Regions from separate parts of the Homo sapiens genome. Here region 2 is linked to region 1. A link is a contact called in ENCODE Hi-C or POLR2A ChIA-PET data. All regions are on one chromosome and are shown on one strand. The core of a region is the stretch at or near the end of the contact, and the rest is flanking DNA. Distances in the headings are between cores, read along the strand shown. Region 1 overlaps PIK3C2B (phosphatidylinositol-4-phosphate 3-kinase catalytic subunit type 2 beta). Region 2 overlaps PLXNA2 (plexin A2).

Region 1 (6,149 bases), core at 2,653-5,152:
GCAGTGAGCTGAGTGAGATGGCGCCACAGCACTCCAGCCTGCACGACAGAGTGAGACTCTGTCTCAAAAAAAGAAAGAAGTCCAGAAATGAATCTTCCATCCTGACTGCCAAATCTTATGCTCTAGACATAGATCAACCATCCTTGCATCTAGACCTGAATGTAAGAGAGAGAAAAAGCAAGCAGTGGCACTTATAGGGCACTCCTAAGAAGTGAGACACAGGTCTCTCCTTTCTCTATTCCCAAAACGTGCTTCCTCCAAGTGGACAGAGACTGGGGGCAGGAGCGGCTCTGAAGCCTAAGAGAGGAAAGCAGATCTTATCTGTCTGCTGTCACACAGCTGTACCATCTGAGAAGTGATAACCTTGCCCCTGCCTCTCTTCCACTGCAGCCCTCCAGAGCCCAGGGTAGTGGAAAGGGGGTTGCCTCAGCTGGTCCACATCAGACTTTCCAGGGAGGCTGCTTTCCAGAGAGGGCACTGGATGGAGAGGAGCTGGAGGCACGCCTTTGGGAGGAGGATAACTAGCTGCACGGGCCAGCTGGGGAAAAGACTTGTTGGCAGGAGAATGGGGAGAGACAGTAATTGTAATTTCTCCCCTGGGCTCCACAAGGGAACTTCTGCCCAGTCCTCATTTTGCCCCAGCCATAAAAACACCACACATAATCTAGAGCAGGAGATACAGCACTACCCATATAGTCTCCCCAAGCCCACCCCTCCCCACAAATACACACATCTCTCCATAAGCAGAATCTGCAAGCAGATATGACCTAGTCTTTGCCTAATCCCAGCTCCAAGCTCTTTCCACAGCAGACTTGGCTCAGGACGTCAGCCAACCCTGCTGGAAGACAGAGCTCCTGGGGAAAGTGCTACGTGGCCGAGAGTGTGCCCAGAAAGCAGGAGTCTTGACTGTGGGATTGGGGCGGAGCTGCCAGGCCGGTCCCAGCACCAATCCCATGAAGCCCCCTCACAATCTTACTACCAGGAAGGCAGGGGCTACCTCCCACCCATTCACTCACTTCTGCAGGAACTCCTCCAGCCCGCAGGGCTTTAGCACAAAGTCACCCACGTCCACATTCCTCAGGTCATCATGGGTGTAGCACAGGGTCTGGTAGATAAGCAAGTCTACAGTGGAGGAACCTGTGAAGGGTAAGGTAGGGGGAGCAATCATGATGGATGTCAAGGCAGATGGGTCTCAGTTTCCCCACCCTGATCCCCCTTTCCAGCTAAGTATTCTCCAGCACCATCACCAACCAGATAAAGCAGGCAAGTAGTTCAGAGTTGAGGAAAGTGACTGTACTAGAATGCTGGCCCCATAGCCAGCCCCTCACCCCCAAAGGAGCATCCTCACTGCCCTTCATCTGGGCCACAAGATGAGGTGGAAATCGAGTCAAAACACAGTCATCCCCACCCCACTTCAAGGGATGCTCACATCCTCTCCCCCCTCACTAACTTACAGTTGCAGGTGAAAGTGAGTGCCTCTTGAAGCCTGTCACACAACACAGTCACCTTCAGGTTGACCTCATCCCCGAGGTGCTCTGGGCTAGGGGTGACAGCACTCCAGACATAGCCAGTGAGGAAGTAGTCTTGGATGTCAGAGCCAGATCGAAGGCTGTACAGGAAGAAAAAAAACCCTCACTGTGCCTTTAGAAGAGAGTAGTCAAGAAGACATCTGTTGGGAACCTCATGCTCTGAGGCTCAAGAGCCCCTCTGTCCCCACTCAGCCCAGCCCTCCAAATTTGCAGGCCAGGATGGGGGCAGTGGGGTAGCAGCTCTGAGAAACCCCCTTCTTGACACTTCTCTTATAATTGCAAAATGTTTCCCACCATTGAACAGTACAAATAGTTCTAAAATGACAAAGCTTTCCATGCTAAGTTTAATGGAAAATTTTTTATGAATCCATTTCCTTTCTCTTTTAGTTCCAGATAACACTCTTATCGCCAGCTGGGGTGCATTTGCTCTTAAGGGCAACTGAGGGTCAGACTCTAGAGTGATCAGGATACTTTGACCATTCAATGGAGGTTTCATGAATTTTGCTAAAAATGTGAGACTTCTAAGATTTCAAAAACCCTGCAGACACTTGTTGTAGGAAGCATTTTCATAGCTATGAACTGAGATTTACTTATTATGGTGCTTCTTCCCTCCTAAAGAAAGTTTGGAAATGGATGGCCCCCCTCCCCATCCCCCATAGCCCTCCCAAATCCCACCCCATTCTTTAACTCTTACATATCCAGCATGTGGCAAAATGCAGCAACCTCCTCATCTCTCTCTTCTGAGACCTCAAACAACTCATGGCCATTGGCAACAGTGTGGGGCCGGGAGCCCACCTTTAAGAGAAGAGCAGACGACTCAGTGCCTTTTTCCTCGTGGTGTCCCCTCCCTATGAGGTACTCCAGACCTAAACTCAAACTCTAGATGAAAAGACTTTCTAGTCACTCGACATCCAATGAAAGGGGCACAAGAACATATGGGACATCCGGGAATACATGTATCTGCTGTCCTAGGAGACCAGGAGCCAAGTTGAAGAAGGAGGCGAAGCTCTGGCTGAGATGGACAAGAGTGTGGCCAAAGCCACTTCAGGAGGGGACAGTCTGATAAGCGTGAGGCAGCCAGTAAGGCAATCCAGTGCTGTTGGGCCTCTCCTGCAACACGGGCTTTCCGGGGGATTCTCCCAGAGGCGTGACAGGGAGCAGAGCAGACAGCTGTTTTTCCCAGCCCCTCTACTGAGGCTAGAGCAGGTGGGCGGCCCAAATGGTGCCCAGGGAAGCTTGGCCCTGGTCTAAAGCCTCAATATCCACAAGCCCCATGGACCCAAAGCAGAGAGAGACCCAGAACCCTTAGATAGAGGAGATGACTCAGACACATGTGCCTTCTGGGTAAATGCTATTTGAGGAAGAAAGCGTCAAAGCAGTGGTCTGGGCAGGGGAGGACCTGGTAGAAGCTTGGCTCCTCTGGCTTCCGAGTCAGCCGGCTCTGAACGGCCGGAATGTCAGGGAGCCTGCCTTGGCCCCACTTCCTCTCTCAAAATACGTGTGTGGTGGTAGGATTCTCAGACAAGGTCCCAAACGGTCTCCCATCCCAGAGCTGCTTTCAGTCACCCAGGAGGGTTCCTAAAGAAGCCCCTAGCAAGGCCTGTAGCCCAGCCCTAGGGAGAAGGAAGTGAGGGGGAGGGAGAGCTGGTGCATGACAGGTTTCTGCCTGAGGGGTCTGCTCAGGGCAGCCTGGGAGGCCACACCAGGGACGAGGCTTCAGCTCAGATGGAGATAAGGCCGGCATGTGGTTCCAACAGCTGTTTCTGGCGGGAGTCTAGCTCCGGCCTGTGCACATAGCAACGCCTCACATCTCTCACCCAACCTCTTGGCTACTCTCAAGTCCTCTCTGCCTCTTGGGGCAGATGACAGCAACTGAGCTCCTCATTTGAATATCCAGACTGTTTCCTCTGGTTGACCCTCTCTTGTTAGGCTTGCTCCCCTGGGTGTGCATGGGCGGCGGGGGGTGGGGGTGCACAGAGGGGAGGGCAGCAGTGGGGACAGTTGGCATGTGAGGCCCTGGCTCTGCCAAGTTCGTGCCTGTGTCCCAGTCAAAACAATAGCACCACTGTCAGCAATTAACCCACAAGAGAAAGGAGAGAGAGAGGAAGAAAAAGAGAAAGAGAGAGAGACAGTGGGGGGAGGGAAGAGAAGGCAAGAGAGGGAGAGAACAGAGTGGTCACTGAAGGCCACTCTCATGTCCTTTCTGTACCACTCACTGGCACCATAAGAAAACAAAAGCCACTTACGTTTGCCCAGCTGGCAGGCCCTGGTGGCATCACCCGATGCTGGCTGGGGGAGTCTGCCGGGCAGAGGCTGGCAGCAGGGGTATCAGGCTGGCATTTGGAGCCAGCCAGTTCCAGAGCTGGCTCCGCTGGCCTGGGATAAGGAGGTTCCCTCTGGCTGGAAGCCCGACGAAAGCGGGGCGGTGGTATAGGCCGAGGGCCCAAGGGGTCCCCCCTCCCAGCAGGCTGAGCCCCTGCAACAAGCTGAGCCGGGGAGGACCAAGGCCGCATTTCCCCACTCAGAACTGGCAAGAGCTTTTTGCTTTGTGTCCGCTTCTTCAAGGAGATTCTGGGCTGAGCTCTGTCTCAGAACTCTGATGACATGCAGGGGATGGGGAAGGGTGAGGGAGTAGGGGAGGCAGGAGAGAGAAGGAGTGACAGAGGTGACCACCTACCAGGGTGCCCTGACTCAGTGAGCAGGCCCAGCTGGGTGTGAGGAACTCAGAGCTGGGAACAGGAATCTCCCAGTCCCTATAAATAGCGGGAACAGCCCCACCTCTCAGAGCAGGGCCTTTAAAAATCCCTGAGCTCTAGGGATGTGGCTTATCCCAGGAGCTGATTCTGCTTTTGGGGGGACTCTCTTAGGAGAAGCGGAGGAAGGAAGAACTGTGTAGCTCTTCAGAGTTGGGAAGGTTCCCAAAGGCTAGACACAAGGTGGGAAAACCCCAGTGCCCCTTAAACAATGGCTAAGGAGGAAACCAGGACAGAATGAAGTAGAATGCTAAGCTGTCACAGAAGGCATCAGCAGCCAGGGGCATTGGCTTACACCTGTAATCCCAGAACTTTGGGAGGCCAAAGTGGACAGATCACCTGAGGTCAGGAGTTCAAGACCAGCCTGGCCAATGTGGTGAAACCCCGTCTCTACTAAAAATACAAAAATTAGCTGGGCATGGTGGCAGGTGCCTGTAATCCCAGCTACTTGGGAGGCTGAGGCAGGAGAATCTCTTGAACCCGGGAGGCAGAGGCTGCAGTGAGCCAAGATAGCGCCACTGCACTAAAGCCTGGTGACAGAGTGAGACTCTGTCTCAAAAAAAAAAAAAAAAAGAAGGCATCAGCCATGGGGGTGTCACTTGTCTCTTGACTCCTTGCAGCCAGGGTTTCCAGGGACCAAGGATGAAACACAAATAGGCCTTCTGGTCCTACCCAGGAGATGCTGCTGAAGCTCCCCTAAACCAGAAAAAAGATCAGAGCTGCCCTGGCACCTGCCTGGGGGCTTTGACCTAGATAGTTCGCTATTTTACACTATGTACTGATAAAAATAAAACTATTTGTCATACTGCATATTTTTTCTAAATATTTTCATTGTGAGAAGAGAATGAGTAGAGATGAATAATGCAAGGGTTGCACGACAATGTGAATGTCGTCAGTGCCACTGACTGCACACTTCCAAATGGTTACGGTGGCGAATTTTACGTTACGTATATTTTATCACAATAAAGAACAGAGCAGGGAGAGAGAGAGAGAGAAAGGGAGAAGGAGAGGAGGAGACAGAAGGCTTAGGAACGAGAGAGGCCAGGGCTGAATGCTGGCCCTGCTATTGCTTGCTGTGTGGCTTTGGACTATCAGGAAGGGTTGTTGTGGAGATCTGGACCAGGGTCTGGCATTCAGTGGGCACTAAACAAGTGGTTACTATTGTGAATGATCTTCATCGCCACGCAGCGTTTTTGGCAGAGCAGGGCCTCAGAGCAAGCGGAAGCAACTTGCTCCGGTCCAGAGGGCCATTCAGCCAGTCAATAATGAATCCCATAACTCCCAATTCAGTCCTTACATCAGGAAGCAGGCACACGCTAGGAACCAGGATTCCCAAATGCCTGCCCCAGAAGGCCCGTTTTGGCCAAGATACATGAAACCTGGCCCTGAGAAGGAGCCCTCCCTCTACTGGTGTCCACCCCTAATCAAGCCTCCCCTGGACCTCCCCCACCAGGGCCAGGGTCCCAAAGAGGGTAGGAGAGGCCTAAAGGGGTAAGGACTTGGCAGAGTTGGATGTAGAACAGCAGAGACTAGTCCCTGTTTCTGAAGGACATGGAGAAAGGAAGGCAGAAGAAACACAAGAAGGTCCTCACCGGGGCTGCAGAAATCCGGCGGTTCTTGCCAGGCGTCGCATTCTTTCGGTTGCCATAGCGGGAGGCATAGGTGCGGGGGGGCACCTGAGGGGGCATAGTCTTGCTCCTGGCCACGGGTTTTCCAGAGGTGTCTTTGCTGAAGTCCAGCGGCCCTCGGCCCTCCTTCCAGCCCCTGGTGGCATCCCGCAACATCTCCGCATCATAGGTCGATTTCAAGTTGAGCCTAGTAATTGCATCATTGATACCATCATAGTCCACAGACCCCAGTAGGCGCC
Region 2 (6,149 bases), core at 1,652-4,151, 3.7 Mb after region 1:
CCAGAAAAATAGCTTTTGGGAGGCAAATGTTCTCCTCCAACTTTCTTATTTTGAAATTTTGCTAGGAAAGAAAATGTTACACTCCCCTGAGACCGTGTCCCATTTAGGAAGTTCTTTCTATTATCTCATTTCAACTCCTCCCTGCTCTAGCTGCTATACAAACAAAGGCAAATTGACTTAGTGTCTCTCCTGTCTCTTTCACCGTGGCCTGTTCAGTCTAGCTCAGCTCAGCTCAGCTCCAGAGCTTAGAACTCAAGACAAAAGGAATCAAACCAGTAGAAGGAGATGAGCAATGGGTTCATCTCTCTTCCTTAAGAAATCAAAGGCCGGGTGCAGTGGCTCACGCCTGTAAACCCAGCACTTTGGGAGGCTGAGGCGGGCGGATCACAAGGTCAGGAGTTCGAGACCAGCCTGACCACCATGGTGAAACCCCATCTCTACTAAACATACAAAAATTAGCCGGGCATGGTGGTGCCTGCCTATAATCCCAGCTACTTAGGAGGCTGAGGCAGGAGAATTGCTTGCACCAGGGAGGTGGAGGTTGCAGTGAGCCCAGATCGCGCCACTGCACTCCAGCCTGGGTGACAGAGTGATACTTTGTCTCAGAAAAGAAAAAAAGAAAGAAAGACAGAAAAAAGAAATCAGAACCACCAAAAAACTGCAAGAGAATTTTTTGGCAGTTCCATAGCTACTGAAAGCGTCTTGCTCTGCCCATGCGAGTGGCAATGTTGGGACACTGCATTCATGGAATGGAGCTCCGGAAGGGCCTTATGAGGCCGTCTCCTCATTTTGCAGATAGGAAAACTGAGGCGTATTTGCCATCACTCTGCTTGTTTGTAGCAAAACAGGGGCTCTCCTGCTTTCCCCTGTAGTTCTGAGCAAGAAAAGGGGTTTGAAGGGCAGCCTTTCAGCTGGGCAGAGCTGTGCGGGGAGTTTGCATCCAGTACTGCTGGGTTCTAGCCCATTCCTAGGTTGGGCAGCTCAGCCTCTCCTAGAGGAGACTCTGGCTGCTGAGTGACCCGGTGAATTAATGCAGCTTCTGGCTAGGGGTAGGGGACAGTAAAAGCCAAGGAGCCAAGATCAGAAAAAGGAATAGCTTCTTCCCATGTGGAATCAAGCTGGGGCTGCCAACCTCCTAGTCAAGAAAGAAAGCTTTTCCTCTCTCTTCCTCCTGTTTACCCACAGCGACTGGGGGAGGCTGTACAGAGAGGCAGGTTGAATGTATTCAGTCTGGGATAGGGAGGGAAAGTTCCTCTGGGGCTCCCCCTTCGTCTAGGGGAGAGGTCAGAAGAACAAAGGTCACAGATGGACCTGCCATGATATGGGAGGAGGCACATGTGTTGCAGTGAGCCATGGAGGGTGGGGGCACAAGAGTTTGGCAACTCAGACAGGGGAGAAGCCACTGATGGCTTATAAACCAGACAAGGTTCATCCTGAATCCGGAGGGAGGGCAGTGAGAGCCCCATGAACTCACTTTCTTGAATGTCACTAACATTTCATTTCACCCTCACTCTGCCTTCCTGTCTCTTTTTTTCTCTTTCTCCCTTAACCTTCCTCAGCAGGGGATGGGGGAGTAGAGGGAGCCGGAAAGGAGGTCTGCAGGCCTCGTTGACTCTGCTGACCATCCACAGCCAGGAGCTGTTGCTGACAGAAAAGAAATGAAGGGGCAGAGATGGGAGGGAAACCAGATGTCCGCAGTTGCAGCACCATTCTGCGCAGCGTCCCCACTGGGGTCCCTGCTGTAGACGAGAAGCCAGAGCCAGGTGCCAGAGAGGGAGAGGGGGGGGTCTTTGGGGGTGGGGGACGGTGCTGGGCCCCACTCCTGCTTATCTACCCCTCAGTTTCTTTTACCTGGGAAACAGATCACCAAGAGAGGCCCGTCTGATGCTTTAAGCTGGGAATTTGGTTTATTCTGGGGCAGATGAAAAAGAAATTGCACTGTAGCATCTTACAAAACTGCCCCCTTTTCAACTGGGACTGAGAGTTGGAGACTTTTCCTTTAGGCTTTCATGGTACCCTAGACTTCTAAGTTATTTCTACTTCATATTCTAGAACTGTACCATCCAGTGTAATAGCCACTAGCCACAGGTAGCTATTTATCCTTATATTAATTAAAATTAAGTAAAATAAGAAATTCAGCTTTTCAGGCACACTAATATATGTCAATCTCTCAATAGCCACATGTAGCTAGTGGCTATTGTATTGAACAGCACAGATATAAAAGTTTTTTCTCATCACAGAATGTTATCTTGGACAGTGCTGTTCTAGGAAGTTTTTACTCAAGTGTAACTTTCATTCTTGATTTCCCCAGATGTTCACATGATAGCCTGCTCCTTAGGAATGAGGGCTAACTGGCCCAGAGGATAGATGTGGGGTGGGTTGAGACAGGGAGGAGGGAAGGGACGGGTAAGAATGTTTATTCTGCCAACCCGAAGGTTTTCTTTAGACTCTGAGTCTCTTTGCCAGTCCTAAGCAATTTAACTTGCCTGGGGAGGAAGGGGGACGCTGTCTGTAGCAAAAGAGGAATTCAGGTGGTAGCTACAGCCAAATAGGTTTTGCAATCATATTCTGCCTCCCTTCTCCACCCCCTGCTTAAAAAAAAAAAAACCAAGGAAAGTATACCAAGGCCAGCCCTAGATAATGTGGGTGTGGTGTCATTACCCTGACTTACTCATCACACCCCAGGGCCTCTACAGGGTTGGGTGTAGGCAGGGATGGAAGGGGCACACAGGCTGGGGATGAAGCAAGCAGTTATGCTTCAGTCAATCTTGAAAGCTGTTGACATGATGGAGATGGAATGAGAGATGTTAAAGCCAGATATTGGGCACACCCAGCAAAGCCTCCCGCCCAGCTCACCCTTGAGCCTGCGCTGCTTTACTCACATTAAGAGATCCGCTGGTGCAGAGAAATCACAAAGAGTACACACACACACACACACGCCTCATGCAGTTCCAGGGAGATTTCTGGAAAGAATCTTTAGCCCAATTTCTCAGTAAGCCTCAGCTGTTCCCCCAGGCTTAAGCGGGGGGCCAGCAGATGGTCCCAGCTAAATAGGCAAGCCTCCCAGTTCCTCTAAAAGCAGGGTCTGGGCCCTTCCAAGCCCAACAGTCCAATTAAGCTTTTTGCCCACAGGTGGAAGCAAAAATGAATTTGGGGCCATTCTTCCCTTCTTTTAGGCATGGAGCACTCAGCCCTCCCATCAGCCCCCTCCCTACTCCTGGCATTGGCCCATAAGGAATCCCTGCCTCTCACACTCTGCTCTGAACATTAGGTTCCTCAGGGATCAAAGACTCCCAGAAAGATTTCCTTCTAAGGTGTCTTCTAGGCTGCAGGGATTTGACTGAACCGTTCAAAGGAAAACTCCTGGCTTGGCCTTGTTAAGGAGGCCCTCTCAGTCCAGGAGGTGGGGCCTCTCAGGATTAAGGCCACAGATCCAGGTACCTTCGATGATGTTCTTATTTCCTTTTCCCAAGGGCCAGAAAGTGCTGCAGGGAGATCCTGGTGCCCTGCTCTTCTCTAGAGGCCTCTCCTCGCTGCAGAGCTCATTGGCATGACTGGCATAAATATATCCATATATCTCTCTATAAATATACATGTCTTTAGCTATATATATCTTTTCTTCTAAAGACTTGGCAAGAATTCCCTACAATCCTTTTCCATGACACTATAGAAAATCAGCAGAGTCATCAGTTTGATGGTTCCCACAAAGACTGCTTGGGGTTGACCTCTGCAAAGCTCCCTTGAATCTTGCTTCCAGTAACCCAACCTCTTCAGCCCTCGCCAGCCCCCAACCCCCTGGCAACACAAAACACAACTCGATTTCCTGAAGCTGAAGCTGCCCCTTTATTCCTTGTTGGTCTCTGAAAGCAAAAAAAAAAAAAAAAAAAAAAGGAAAAAAAAAAAGAAACTATCACTTTTGAGCTATTGTCTTAAGAGAGTAATAAGCTTTGTGTTCCTCCAGCTGGCTGCAAAAGGGAATTAGTTGTGCAGTGGGATCCAATGGCACTTAGAGACAGGTGTGGCAAGGAAGAGGTGCTGGTGGTTTCAGAATGGGCCACATCTCTGTGGGTGAGCAGGAGGGCAGGGCAGATAGAGGTGGTGTCTATCAAGACTTAGCAACCACTGGGGCAGCAGACTAGATGTAGCCCTCCCTGCAATGACTCCTTGCATAAACAGAAGAAACACCAGTGTACACGCACAGGTGGGGAAAGCATCCCCATGACTTTCTGAGGGAGTTATCACTAGGCACAGATTCTGAGAGCGCTATCTTCATCACCCTGCATCATCATTTGTTGGAAGGAGGCCCAGGAGGGTAGGAGGAAAAGGCTGGCTCCTCCGTCTTTTTTAAATCCATCTTTCCTTCTCCACCATTAAAGGCTTGGGTAGGTGGAGACAACCCCTGTGACTTCTCTTTGAGGTATTCAGATCCTAGCCACATGTTGACACCATATTTAATCCTGAAACAGGTTTCCTTTTCTTGATTTTTAAAGTGGGGGTTGGGAGAGGGGGTTCATAAATAGAGAATAGAAAATGCAAAGGAATAAGAGAATCAACAGAGAAATGTACAAAATGTAATTTGGCAAAAAAACAAACAAACGGAAAAAAACACAATAAAACCAAAACCCACAACCACACCTCCCATAGCCTTTCTTGTTTTGTATTCTCTCTTTTTAAAGTTGGGTTGTTATCTTTGCAACAGAGAATGCCAGCAGGTGTTGCTGGCAGCTGTTTAATGACAGTGTCAAGAACATCTTTCAGAAAGGTAGGCTTGGAGGCAGGAGGCGGTGATGGAGAAAATGGGATAGGGGGAGAGTAGGTGGCCCCACATCTGTAGAGAAGTAGCTAAGGAATGAAGGGCTGTCCTGGGAATTGCAATGTTATTTTATTTTTTTTTTTTTTTTTGAGACGGAGTCTCGCTCTGTCGCCCAGGCGGGACTGCGGACTGCAGTGGCGCAATCTCGGCTCACTGCAAGCTCCGCTTCCCGGGTTCACGCCATTCTCCTGCCTCAGCCTCCCGAGTAGCTGGGACTACAGGCGCCCGCCACCGCGCCCGGCTAATTTTTTTTGTATTTTTAGTAGAGACGGGGTTTCACCTTGTTAGCCAGGATGGTCTCGATCTCCTGACCTCATGATCCACCCGCCTCGGCCTCCCAAAGTGCTGGGATTACAGGCGTGAGCCACCGCGCCCGGCCTGCAATGTTATTTTGTACAAAATCCTTCCTGTAGGAAGGTGGGGGAGGGACAAGAGACATTTTTCAGTTTTTTTGCAGACCTAAGAATTTTGAACCAGAATTACATGCAGCTTGCTGTGTCTCTGGACAAATATCTTAGCTCCTCACTCAGCATCTACCACTTTCTTCTTTATTGTTAGTGACTGTCATGAGGATTAAATGAAAGGACCTGGAGACCCTTAGAGAAGGGTCCCAGCAGTCTCCAGGGGTGATTAGCCCTGCAATTATTCCACATCTGGAAAAAGTAATAGCTCCCAGACTGGCAGGGTTATGTCATGGACCAGCAAGAGAAAGATGGTTTTTGTTACATAGCCCAGAGAGGCTGATCTTGGTTCTGTGTGTGTGAGAGAGACCGTAGGGAGGCTGGATTTGGAAGGGAGGGAAGCAGGAGCAACAGCCTGAACAACAAATGCGCTCCAAAGAACACCACCTGAACAACTCGAGCTCTGAAATCTTTTCTGCACTGTGCTTTCAGCTTACTTCCCTAAAGCTGACTCATGAAAGCAAACCTGAAACTCTCACAAGATAAAAAATTTTTTAGAGACAGCAAACCAGCCAGTGCTATGCGAAGACGTCTGCAAGGTACTCTGTCCTATCTGGACTGTTGTTTCCCTTACTGTTAGCACAATGACCAGGATCTTGTAAAAGTCCCTGGCAAGTATTTTCTCCACCTTCAGAGCATTACCAGGCCATGTACTTGCGGGATAAAACCTGCAGGTGTTAGGTTCTTTCTGATGCTGCTGATCAGATGGGTCAGGTAGCAGAGAGAAGGCAGCACTAACCCTTACATTTGTGCAGTGGTGTGCAGTTACTGTTGCTTTCACACGTATCATCTCACTAAATTGCCCCACGATCCTGTGAAGGAGGAACTGAAATGATCAATGTCTCCATTTTAGGGATAAGAGAACTGGGGTGATT

What was found. Hi-C counts contacts between places; a loop is a spot of excess contacts on that map. ChIA-PET counts read pairs that join two places held with the same protein, here RNA polymerase II (POLR2A). Pooled maps may share reads with other maps.
Region 2: a pooled map shows a loop between it and region 1 (4-fold over the local background). The contact joins two enhancer-like sites. A Hi-C loop is called at or near these places in 1 of 50 pooled maps. POLR2A ChIA-PET finds 5 or more read pairs at or near these places in 2 of 52 experiments (A673 and PC-3).

Annotation. Positions count from the first base shown.
Region 1 is chr1:204,462,996-204,469,144 of GRCh38, forward strand. PIK3C2B (phosphatidylinositol-4-phosphate 3-kinase catalytic subunit type 2 beta) reads right to left here. Exons shown (of 33, transcript NM_001377334.1): 2 at 5,875-6,149; 3 at 2,224-2,324; 4 at 1,455-1,609; 5 at 1,017-1,137. Among named protein-coding and RNA genes, the nearest start is that of PIK3C2B, 29 kb to the right of the region's middle. RefSeq lists an enhancer at 5,157-5,984. Within about 2 kb of position 3,903, at least 15 of the 41 ENCODE cell types and tissues checked have a DNase peak (open chromatin) inside an H3K27ac peak, as active enhancers do.
Region 2 is chr1:208,181,829-208,187,977 of GRCh38, forward strand. All of the region lies in intron 3 of PLXNA2 (plexin A2), which reads right to left. Among named protein-coding and RNA genes, the nearest start is that of PLXNA2, 59 kb to the right of the region's middle. Within about 2 kb of position 2,902, at least 13 of the 41 ENCODE cell types and tissues checked have a DNase peak (open chromatin) inside an H3K27ac peak, as active enhancers do.